Linked DNA regions of Homo sapiens: region 2 is linked to region 1. Evidence: chromatin loops called from intact Hi-C (ENCODE). Cell type or tissue: PC-9. All regions are shown on one strand. Each heading gives the region's core, and the rest is flanking DNA. Links, peaks and the distances in the headings are about the cores only.

Evidence for each region. Peaks named below come from ENCODE experiments on the same cell type or tissue, not always from the same donor. Only the 100,000 strongest peaks of a DNase experiment are listed, where the experiment ranks them.
Region 2: it touches region 1 in a loop (3-fold over the local background); 1 of 110 quality-filtered maps calls a loop at or near these places.

Annotation. Positions count from the first base shown.
Region 1 is chr12:102,628,085-102,633,463 of GRCh38, forward strand. The region is part of intron 11 of LINC02456 (long intergenic non-protein coding RNA 2456); the gene reads left to right. Among named protein-coding and RNA genes, the nearest start is that of IGF1, 150 kb to the left of the region's middle. In PC-9, for the core only: no CTCF peak of the experiment used is centred there; a DNase peak (open chromatin) is centred at 3,407.
Region 2 is chr12:102,689,285-102,694,633 of GRCh38, forward strand. LINC02456 (long intergenic non-protein coding RNA 2456) reads left to right here. Exons shown (of 13, transcript XR_007063427.1): 12 at 822-919. Among named protein-coding and RNA genes, the nearest start is that of LINC00485, 130 kb to the right of the region's middle. In PC-9, for the core only: no CTCF peak of the experiment used is centred there; DNase peaks (open chromatin) are centred at 1,257 and 3,087; H3K27ac peaks cover 1,595 bases.

The DNA of each region.
Region 1 (5,379 bases), core at 322-5,321:
GCACTTGGATCTCTCAAGTTGCACTCTTGGCCCTCTTTATGTTACTTCTTTTCATTCCTGCTCTCAAGCTTTTTAACAAACGTTCACTCCTGCTCTAAAACTTACCTTGGTCTCTCCCTCTGCATTTCACTCCTCTATTAAATTCTTTCTTCTGAGGAGGCAAAGATCAAGTTGCTGCAGACCCATATAGATTCACTGCTGCTAACAAAATCACAGGCAACTAACTGATTTGGCCTTTGGGGCACAGCTTGTTAGTTCCTATTCTAGAGAGTGAGGGTGTCCTCCTCCTATTCAAGGCCAATCCTTTCACTCTATCCCATGATCCTACTTCCTGCTCCTTTGAGGCCTCACTCATTCTATGTATATCTTTTCTTTCCTTTCCTTTTTCTTCCTGTCTTCCTTACTACAGTCTTCTCAGAGTATAAACATGTTCAAACCTATCTCATTATAAATTAAAGCTTTCTTGGCCCTTGTGATATATAATTTTATGTACCAACTTGGCTGGGCTATGATGCCCAATTGTTTGGTAAAAACACTAGCCTAAATGTTGCTGTGAAGATATTTTTCAGATGGCATCAACATTTAAATCAGTAGACTTTAAGTAAAAGATATTACCCTCCATAAGATGAGTGGGCATCATTTAATTAGTTGAAGGTCTTAAAAGCAAAGACACACTTTGTGAAAAACAATGAATTCTCCTCAAGTGTGCAACATAGAAACCTTGCCTGTGCTTCCATTTTGCTGCTCTGTGGGATTCTGACTGAAGACTGAAACATCAACTCTTACCTGAATTTTCAGCCTCCTGGCCTCCTCTATACATTTTGTACTTGTCAGCCCTCATAATCACATGAGACAATGAAATCAGTATTTCTCCCCAGTACCCCATGTAGATAGATAGATAGAGATAGAGATACATAGATATATGTAAATTCTATTATTCTATTTCTCTGTAGAACCCTGACTAAAACAGCAGCATATTATTCTTTTAGCTACTTCTTACCCTCTGTCTCCCCTTTTCATCTAAATTTGGAAGAACAATGTTGAGAACCAGGACTTGCATTTGGAGACCTGCTGGCTAAGTCTAGCCTCAGATTTACTGTTTGATCAGCACAGTGTTTTGGATCAGATTAGTTAAAAAACAAGATTGGAATTGAATGACATCACTTAGAAATTGGAAGATTTTATTTAAGAATCCAGATTTCTACTTTTCTTAGAATTGTGATATTCAGGCTGGGTCCATATTCTTAAGTAGAGCTGATTAGCTGTTGTTGATCAGCAACTGTCCTCTTTAAGTTAGATAAATGCTCTCCACTCTGCCACAGTTCCCGCCACTTCCTATTATCACCATCATGATTCATTCTTATGCTTGACCTTTGGCTTTCTCAACAGTTGGCTTCCAAGATGCACTTTATCATGGTCTTTACTATGGCCAACTAGCCTGAGTTAAGCTGGCTTCTGTCTAGCTCTCCTACCCTATCTCCTGACACCCTTCTCTTTGCTAACAGTTTCCAGCCATACTGACTTCTTTATTAGGAATATATAGATGCTCATTCCTGCTTCAGAGTCTTCACATTTACTATTTTCTCTTGGCCTATAATATGCTTTCCCAAAGTATTCACATGGCTGACTTCTTATTAAGGAATTCATTGAAATGTCATCTCCTCAGAGAAATCTTTCCTTACTCCCCCTCATTCACTTGGAATTTGCTCTTTGCTTCATTTCCCTCTTATTTTCTTCATTTTTAAAGAATTCTGAAACTACAGTTTTTCTTACTTTTTCTGTCTCCTCTCACATCACTACTGAAAACTCAAGTGCCTATTATAGTACCTGGACCATGTAGGCCTGGACACATATTATTTATTGAAGTTAATTTATCCATTTACCCCACCTATCTGGCCCCTGTATTTGAATATCTGACCCCTAGTCTTTACTCACTGCCACTACCTCCTCACCTCCCATGTGTTCCTTAACTCACCTCACTTTTGTTTCTAGCCCCACAATTTGAGCTCTTGCTAAGGTCATCCATAACCTCCAACTTGCCGCATCTCTCAGTCTTTTTTTTAAATTTGGACTTTTTGGTGCAACTTGACCCTCTCTTGGTTTGTTTTACTTCCTTTTCCTCCTTTTTGTGGTTTTCCTCATATTCTATTCTCCGTGTACCACTCTTGCTACTCTGCACATTCTCACTGAATAATCTTGTCTAATTCTTGTAGTTTCAATATGCAAAAATGCAATATCTCTGCTTGAGTGTCCTGCAATCACCTCAACCTAGACTGAATTCATTACCTGTCTTAAATTGGTTTTCCTGGATAACAGACACTTAAAAGAAGATATGCATGCTGGGAGTTTTTTGCGAAGTGCTATTAGCAGCAGAACTCATGAGAGGGAGTGAAGGAAGCAGGATAGGGCAGGAGAATTTGATGTCATGAAGATCTCACGTTGGAGATCAAATACTCTTTATGCTTCCTGATAGTGCTGGCTAAGGCTCTGTGGGCAGGAAAGGTAAACCCATCACTGGAATATGTGTCCATTCTAGTGAAAATGAATTGTTTTCCTAATTAGCATGAAAAGAGTTCAATTCAGTTGACTTGCCACCAAGTGACTGGTTATGATCCTTATGGGATTGTTTCATATTGGGTTTTCAGTGTTGCGTCTCTGTTGTTGGAAGAGGGGATATTTGGCAATGATGGTAGCTAGAGTAGCGAAAAGAATGAGGACCCATCCTGTTAGCCCATGCATAGCTTCTATACTCCCCACCATGGCTACTCTATTCAAATGCCTATTGTGCCATCACCAGATTAACAAATCACTGATGTCAACTGGCTGAATTATTCTGTGTACTTGATTATTTATGATTCTTCCATTTTAGACACTCATTTGTGGGCCTTAATACATCATTATTCACACTTTGTGCTCACTCTCATAGACCAATCCATATACCTTTTCTCCAGATCCTCTTGCTTATGATATTCCAGATTTTCTTCCAGGCCTTGAGCCAATCAACTGAGCCATTCACCACTGCCTGTGAATCCATAAGTAATCTTTTCTGAAGCCACCTCTCTTTCCACATCAAGCGGATAATCTTAAGCTTAAGCTCTACTCATTGGGGGGATTTTTTTTTTCTCACCACCATCTTTTAGAGATACCTCTGAGTAGAGCTACATTGCAGCAGCAATCATTTTTGGCTTGTACCTATAGACTGAGTTAACCCATCTGTGCTCCTAGTTTGGCATTTTTCTTCCTCCATTACTTGGTCAAAAGGAGCTCTCATGAAGGCGTAGGTGTGAGTTGAAGGAAAGACACCAGGGCAGTTGCTGATGGCCATTCCTACAGACAGTCTTTGTTATTAGCCATCAGCAGTCACACGCCCAGCAACTAGGGAAATAAGAGTCTAAATCTTGGGCAGTGAGTCATAGCATTCCTTATACCATCATCCCACTGAATCTGCTTCTCCTGCATTGCATTTCTTTTGATAGCACCACCACCCATTATTCAATGAGGTTGTAAGTGTGTAAATTATTCCTGACTCCTTCTTCTTCATAACCTTTACTTCCTCACCCTAGATGACTAGTTATTGATTGCTACATGTCTAAACATTTCTAGACTCTGTCCCCTGCTCCTCATCTCTGGTTTAAGCAGTGGAAATAGGAATGACCAAATCTAAATTTCAGAAAAATCACTTCAGTCTCAGCATGGAAAATGGATTGATGGAGGCAGGACTGGCAATAGGAAAAATTTAGGAGGTTAATACAAAGAGATTTATAGTAGAAACTTGAAGTTTGTTTTAGATTGGAATGTAGAGAAGTGGCTAAATTCTAGAAATATTAATAAGGCAGACCTGACAACTTGGGAATGAATGGCAGAGAAATGCAGAATGACTTCTAGGTATTAACCTAAACAAGATGGAGAAGAAAAATAACATTTATTGAATCCTATGCTCTGTGCTAATTATTTATATCTGTGATCATGTGGAGCCCAGAAGGCCTCTATTTTCTCTTTTACTTATATTAGGACTTAACTGATTTGCCCTTTTCTATAATTTAAATGTATCTCCCAAAAAGCGTGTGTTGGAAACTTAATTCTCAATGCAAGAGTATTGGAAGGTAGAGCCCAATGAGGATGATTAGGCCATGAGGGTGGAATTAATGGATTAATGTCATGATTGCAGAAGTGAGTTTGTTATAAAAGGGGAAATTCGGCCCCTTTTTACTTTCTCTCTTTCTCCTTCCATTTCTCCCTCCCTCCCTCCCCCCTTACTTTTTGAGACCTTTGCCATGGGATGACTTGGAAAGAAGGCCCTCACCAGATGCTGACCTCTCGATCTTGGACTTCCCATTCTCCAGAACTGAACAATAAATTTCTTTTCATTATTTGTTACCCAGTCTCACATATTCTGTTATAGCCACACCAAACAAACAAAGACAGCCTCGTATCTCTACATCTAGTTGTCTTTATCTGGGAAAAAAATAAGTCCAACTTAGCTGTGAAGAAGTTATCAATCTGCTGGGTGCGGTGGCTCATGCCTGTAACCCCAGCACTTTGGGAGGCTGAGGTGGGTGAATCACCTGAGGTCAGGAGTTCAAGACCAGCCTGACCAACATAGTAAAACCCTATCTCTACTAAAAATACAAAAATTAGCCAGGCGTGGCGGAACGCACCTGTAATCCCAGCTACTCAGAAGACTGAGGCAGGAGAATCGCTTGAACCCAGGAGGTGGAGGTTGTAGTGAGCCGAGATCGTGGCCACTGCACTCCAGCCTGGGCATCAGAGCAAGACTCCATCTAAATAAATAAATAAATAAATAAGATGTTATTAATCTTATAGATAGCATTTTGTAGTCATAACAGATTTTGACTTTTATCATTTATCTCTGTATCTGTAGAGTCTAATGAGTACCTGGCACACAGTAGGCATGCAACAATTATTTGCTGAATTGAATTAAACCTTTTTGAATTAAATAAGTTTTAAATTAAACTATCAAATAACTATTTGCTAACTGAAACCATGGGCCTCCATAACCCACACATAGGCTCTTAGGAAGTAGAGTGGGGCAAAGTGGCCAAGGTAGCATTTGGTTCATAGCCATCTCCACCTCCCACCATGTTTTCTGGGTTGGAATAAACTATTAAAGTCTAAGATGAAATCTTAATAATGGCAAGACTATCACTCGGATTGCATGGAAATCAGCCTGGATAATTCATCTATGTGGAGGACATGGTCAGGACAGGCAAAGAGAAACAGGATTCAGTTCCAACATTTCCTAGTAATCTTCCTTAACAGCAATGCTTTATAGAGCCATGAAATGTTAGAACTGGAAAAGACCTCAGAGACCATAAAATCCAACCTCTTCCTTTTACAAATGAGGACAGTGAGGCCTGG
Region 2 (5,349 bases), core at 350-5,349, 61 kb after region 1:
CATTCACTCACTCACTCATTCATTTGACAAAATTGTATTAGGAATCAATCATGTGCTGTACTCTGACAACATCATGAGGAACAAAAGAAACAAGGTTCTTGCCTCATTAGGGGGAAAAGAGGAAATAATAGGCTTTCTTCTCAATCTTCTCCCCTAACCTTGCTACTACGGAGAATACTTTTAGTGGGACCACAGCAGAGAGTTAACAGACACACCTTTAGAGTTTTCCTGGGAGAGGGTCTTCAGGTGCCCTTGCATGCCCTCTCCAGACTACTACATATTCTCATCTCTAAGCAGAAAGAGACAGATGAGGGAGAAGAGGTACTGAGCCAGTGAGGTGGGGAGTGTGGAAAAGGCCTCACAGTAGAGTCACTGGGTCCCAATCCTAGCACTCAATGGGTGGCTTTGGATGAGTTATTTAACACCTCCATGGCCCAATTTTTATCTATTATATGGACATAAGTCATGGCTAAGATTCAGCAGTACTGGTTGGTGAAACATTGAAATACTTCTGTCCCAGCTGGTAAAAGTTACTGCCACTCAAGTATCTCCTATTCCTGCTACTCTGGGCACTCATGCCCTACCCTGTCCTGGGAACTTTCCACAGTCCAGCAAATAAGAAGTAATGCCCGTCACAGTGGGTGAATCCACTCTGCTTCAGTAAAACTTCTGTAGTTTCTGGGTGGCTGATGACCGTGTCGAATGTGTTGTTAAATATTTTGACTATCACTTGTCTATACAACTTTTTTGAGGATCTCATTACAATCTCAATAAGCAAATGTCTTTTTGTGTGCTCAATACAGTCTTGTTTCCTCCTCCAGGCAAAAATGGACTGTTTGGTGTTGGAGGCTGAGCAGAGGTGGGCAAAAAGGAACAGAAGGAGAGTAACTGGTGAAGAAGGAGCAAAGAGTGAGGCACAGTAAGTTGGTCGTGGCGAGGGGGCGGGGGGCGGGGGTGGGGGGTGCGGGCAGATTCTCTCTGGACCTGGGATGCGCTTAGCAAGTCCCTTCTTGGAGTCCAGAGAGAAAGTAAGAGCTCAGGGCATGTCAAAGGGCTTGCAGTTCTTTGAATGGAACACAAAGTGTTATTGTTACATAGTAACAGCTCTTGCTCACATCGACAATTTATTCCATTCTAATTCTAATCTCTTCTTCACAGGGGAGACAAAAGTCTGCACATTTCTCCCTTGCACAGCCCTGCAACTTGCTACTGGGAGAATGGTTTCCTTGTTTCCCTGAGACTCACATTTGCACTTTCTTGGCAAACCTGCTGAGAGGTATCAGAGTCACTGGACACACCCCAGAACATTGATATGTTTGGAATTTAATCAGAAGCCCCACAAAAATGGGACTATTTACCTTACTCCTGGAAACACCCATTTGAAAAATATTTAAAAGCTATCAAAATACAAATTATTAGGACTCTGCCCTTCACAACGAGCTTTTTAGGATTTATGTATTTTGATATGTGCCTCATTCTTCCCAAGAAACGAGGTCAGGCATTTCCCTGATTCTGACATTTTAGTGCAGTGACTAGTAAAAAGATGGATAGGGTCCAACCCTGTTTTTCCATACTTCTTTACCTTGTTCTTTGGTGTCTGTTTTCTTGCAGGAGGGGCCTGGAAAAGCCTCTCCCAGCAATCTCAGGTGGCATGGTCTTACTGCCTGGAATTGCCAACCTTGGAGTTCCAACTCTGCATCTTTGAAGTCTGGCTGGGAGTAGTCACCAATCTGAAAGTCAAGGCCCACAGGATCCTGAGAGTCCAGGAGTCCAGAAAGAGACAGACAGGCAGATAGATAGAGAGAGAGAGAGAGAGAGAGAGAGAGAGAGAGAGAGAGAGAGAGAGACAGACAGGCAGACACACACACACACACACACACACACACACACACACACACACACACACACACAGAATCAACTATGCTGCTGCTTACCAGCCTTTTACTTCCTTACTTGTTACTCTTATTGTGTCCTCTGACACCAGCCTAGGGGTTGTTTTAAAGCTTCTCCATGATTCTCAAATCTTCAGACTCACCCTCCCCACCTAGTTCTCTAAAATGCCACCAGCTCCCCCTCTGCATTGGAAACATCCATCTTCCCTGCTCACTATTCCCCTCCGTCTCAAAATGTTCCTTTGTTCTTCACTCACTTCCTTTCCTTTGGCATCTGGGGAAGGTTTGTTCTCCTTTTCAAATTGAAGGCCCTGACCTGGGCTCATGATCAAATATCACTCAGTGATCTCCTCTTGAGTAATTTCAGTCTCACCCTTTCTGTAAGAAGGACCCTCAGTCTTTCCCACACAATGCCCTCTCAATGTGCACCCTACCTTTCTTTTCCTTCCTTTTAGAATTGTTAAATTAGCAGCCTGCACTGACTAGCTCCTCTTTCTCACCTCATCTCTTTCCAATCTGCAGATTGCAATTCTGATTGGGATCTTACTTCTGGTCAAATTGCAATATTGAAACATAATTGGTGGTGTAATGATTTTACCATTGATGACTCTCAAACCATCCAAGTCAGTTTTTTCTTTCTTTCTCAGTCTTATTCTCACCCTTCCCTCACTACAGGGCATAGGACACTGCTGACATCCCCTTGCTTCTTGAAATGAATGCTTTCTGCTACACTACAGTAGTAGTTCTCTTTCAACCAGGGATAGTTTTTCTCAAGTTTCCTAAATGATGCCTCCTTGGCATTCCTGAGATTCTTCTCCTCTCCTCCCTTTTTTGCCTTTACTCCACTCTCCCCTCCCCTTGTCTCATGCACTGCCATGGTTTTGGTGACTACCCCTTACCTCTACAGAAATGACTCCCAAATCCTTGCCTCCAGAGGTCTCTTGCCTCCTGGATCATAGTCCCTCAATTCTACCTGCTGGATTTTTCCTTTGGTATACTGCTGGCATCTTAACCCAGAGTGTTCAATACCCAAATCATTCCCCTCTTCTTGAAACAGACTCAGCCTTTTCAGCCTCTTTACTTTTGTAAATGGTATAAACGTTACCTGAGTCAGGCAAACTAAAAATATTTGCTTCTGCATTGCATCACTCTATTTATTTAACTCACTTTTTCTGTTTGGTTGTTTTCTGCACTGGCTCTTGGCTCTACTCCCTGCTTTCCACTGCAGTTGCTCTCACCTGAATGCATAGTTTATCTTTCTGCTTGGATGCTTGCACTAGCCTGTTTGGTGACTGTTTCCTTGATTTTGTTTTCTCCTTTTCCAATTATCTAACACACTCAGACAAACTGATCTTCTTTGAAAAATTTTTTCTGAGACAGAGTCTCGCTCTGTCACCCAGGCTGGAGTGCAGTGGCGCAATCTTGGCTCACTGCAACTTCTGCCAGGTTCAAGCAATTCTCCTGCCTCAGCCTCCCAATTAGCTGGGATTACAGGCACCCGCCACCATGCCCGGCTAATTTTTTATATTTTTAGTAAAGATGGGGCTTCATTATGTTGGCCAGGCTGGTCTCGAACTCCTGACCTCAAATGATCCACCCACTTCAGCAAATTGATCTTCTTAAAGCCTGATGAGTCTTTGCTGGTCTCACCTCTCTGCTAAATTAAGCTAACCTTTAAAATGGCATTTAAGGTCTTAAAGATCTTTCAAGGCTCAATTCTCAGGACTTCCCTAAAATTAATCTATTTTCTAATCAAATGTGATGGCTCAAAATTTCCCAGTAATTTCCAATTTCTGCCCCTTTGTTTATATTCTTTCCTTTACCTAGCTCCCCCAAGAGCACTTTTGCTCAAATGCAGTGGAATCAATTCCTTCTCTGAAACCCTATAAAACTTAGTTTGTGCCTGCTTTTTTACCCTGATCATTGTCTGCTTAATATTGCATATTTTGGTAGCCTAATTATCCTACTTCTATCTCTTCCAGTTTATAAAATATTTGAAGGGAAAGAGTGTACTGTAGGCTTTCTTAGAATCTTGCATGGCATCCGAGGCAGTATCTTTTGCATTGTAGGCTCCAATATATATTTGTTGAATGCTAAATAAACTAATCATATTTTTAGAAACTTTATATTCAGTTTCTTGTTTTGGAAAATATTTAAATTTTTAATTTTATTTATTTTTTATTTTAATTAATGACTGGAAAATACTAGTAACTATTCACCTCACATAAACATTCTCAAAACAAACTCATTTCTCCCAAAGATGACTACATTCATCAACATTTAGAGATAATTCTTCAGAAGCAAGATGGTGGACTGGAGGGCTCCACTAATTGTCCCTCCAACAAGGACACCAATTTAAGAACTATCTATACACACACAAAAGCACCTTCATAAGCTCCAATAATCATGTGAGCACTCACAGTACCTGGTTTTAACTTTGTATCACTGAAAGAGGCACAGAAGAGGCAGGAGAAACAGTCCTGAATCACCAATGCCACCCCTCCTTAAACCACTTGCAGTGGTGGCATGGTGTGAAGCATTTCTATGCTCTGGGGAAAGGAAGAGTGGAGTAATTATGAGACATTGACTCAGTGCTGCCTTGTTCAAGTAGAAGGTAAAAAACAGGCCAAACTCACATGACACCCAGCCATGGAGGGGGCATTTAAACCAGCCCAAGACTGAGAGTAATTGCCAATCCCAGCATGGGAACATAAGTTCCCATAAGCCTTGCCACTGTGGGCTAAAGTGCTCTGGGGCCTCAAATAAATTTCAAAGGCAGCCTGGGCCACAAGAACTGCAACTGCTAGGTGAGTCCTAATGCTGAAATGGGCCCAGAGCCAGCGCGCTGTGGGGGGAATTAGACCTACTGAGACATCAGTTGGGGTGGTTAAGGAAGTGCTGGCATCACTCCTCCCCTAACCACAGGCTTCACAGATCGCAGCTCCAAAAGAGACCCCTTCATTCTGCTTGAGGAGAGAACAGGGAAGAGTGAGGAGGACTTTGTCTTACATCTTGGATACCAGCTCAACCACAGCAGGATAGGGAACCCATTAGAGGTGTGAGGCCCTAGCTCATGGATGACATTTCTAGACACACCATGGGCTAAAAGGGAACCTGTTGCCCTGAAAAGAAGAACCCAGTCCTGGCAGTCCTGCTAACTTGAAAAGCCATTGGACCTTAAATAACCAGCATCCATAACCGGGTAAACAATCCAAAACACTGTGGGCCTTGGTGATACGCTGAGACTTGCTGGCTTCAGGTGAGACTCAGCACATTCTCAGCTGTGGTGGCTGTGGGGCAAGGATCTTTCTGCTTGAGAAAAGTGGAGAGAAATGTACAGGTGACTTTGTCTTGCACCTTAGGTACCAGCTCTGGCCACAGTGGGGTGGAGCACCAAGTGGGCTTTTGGGGTCCCCAATCCCAGCATTTGGCTCTTGGATGGTATTTCTGAACCTGC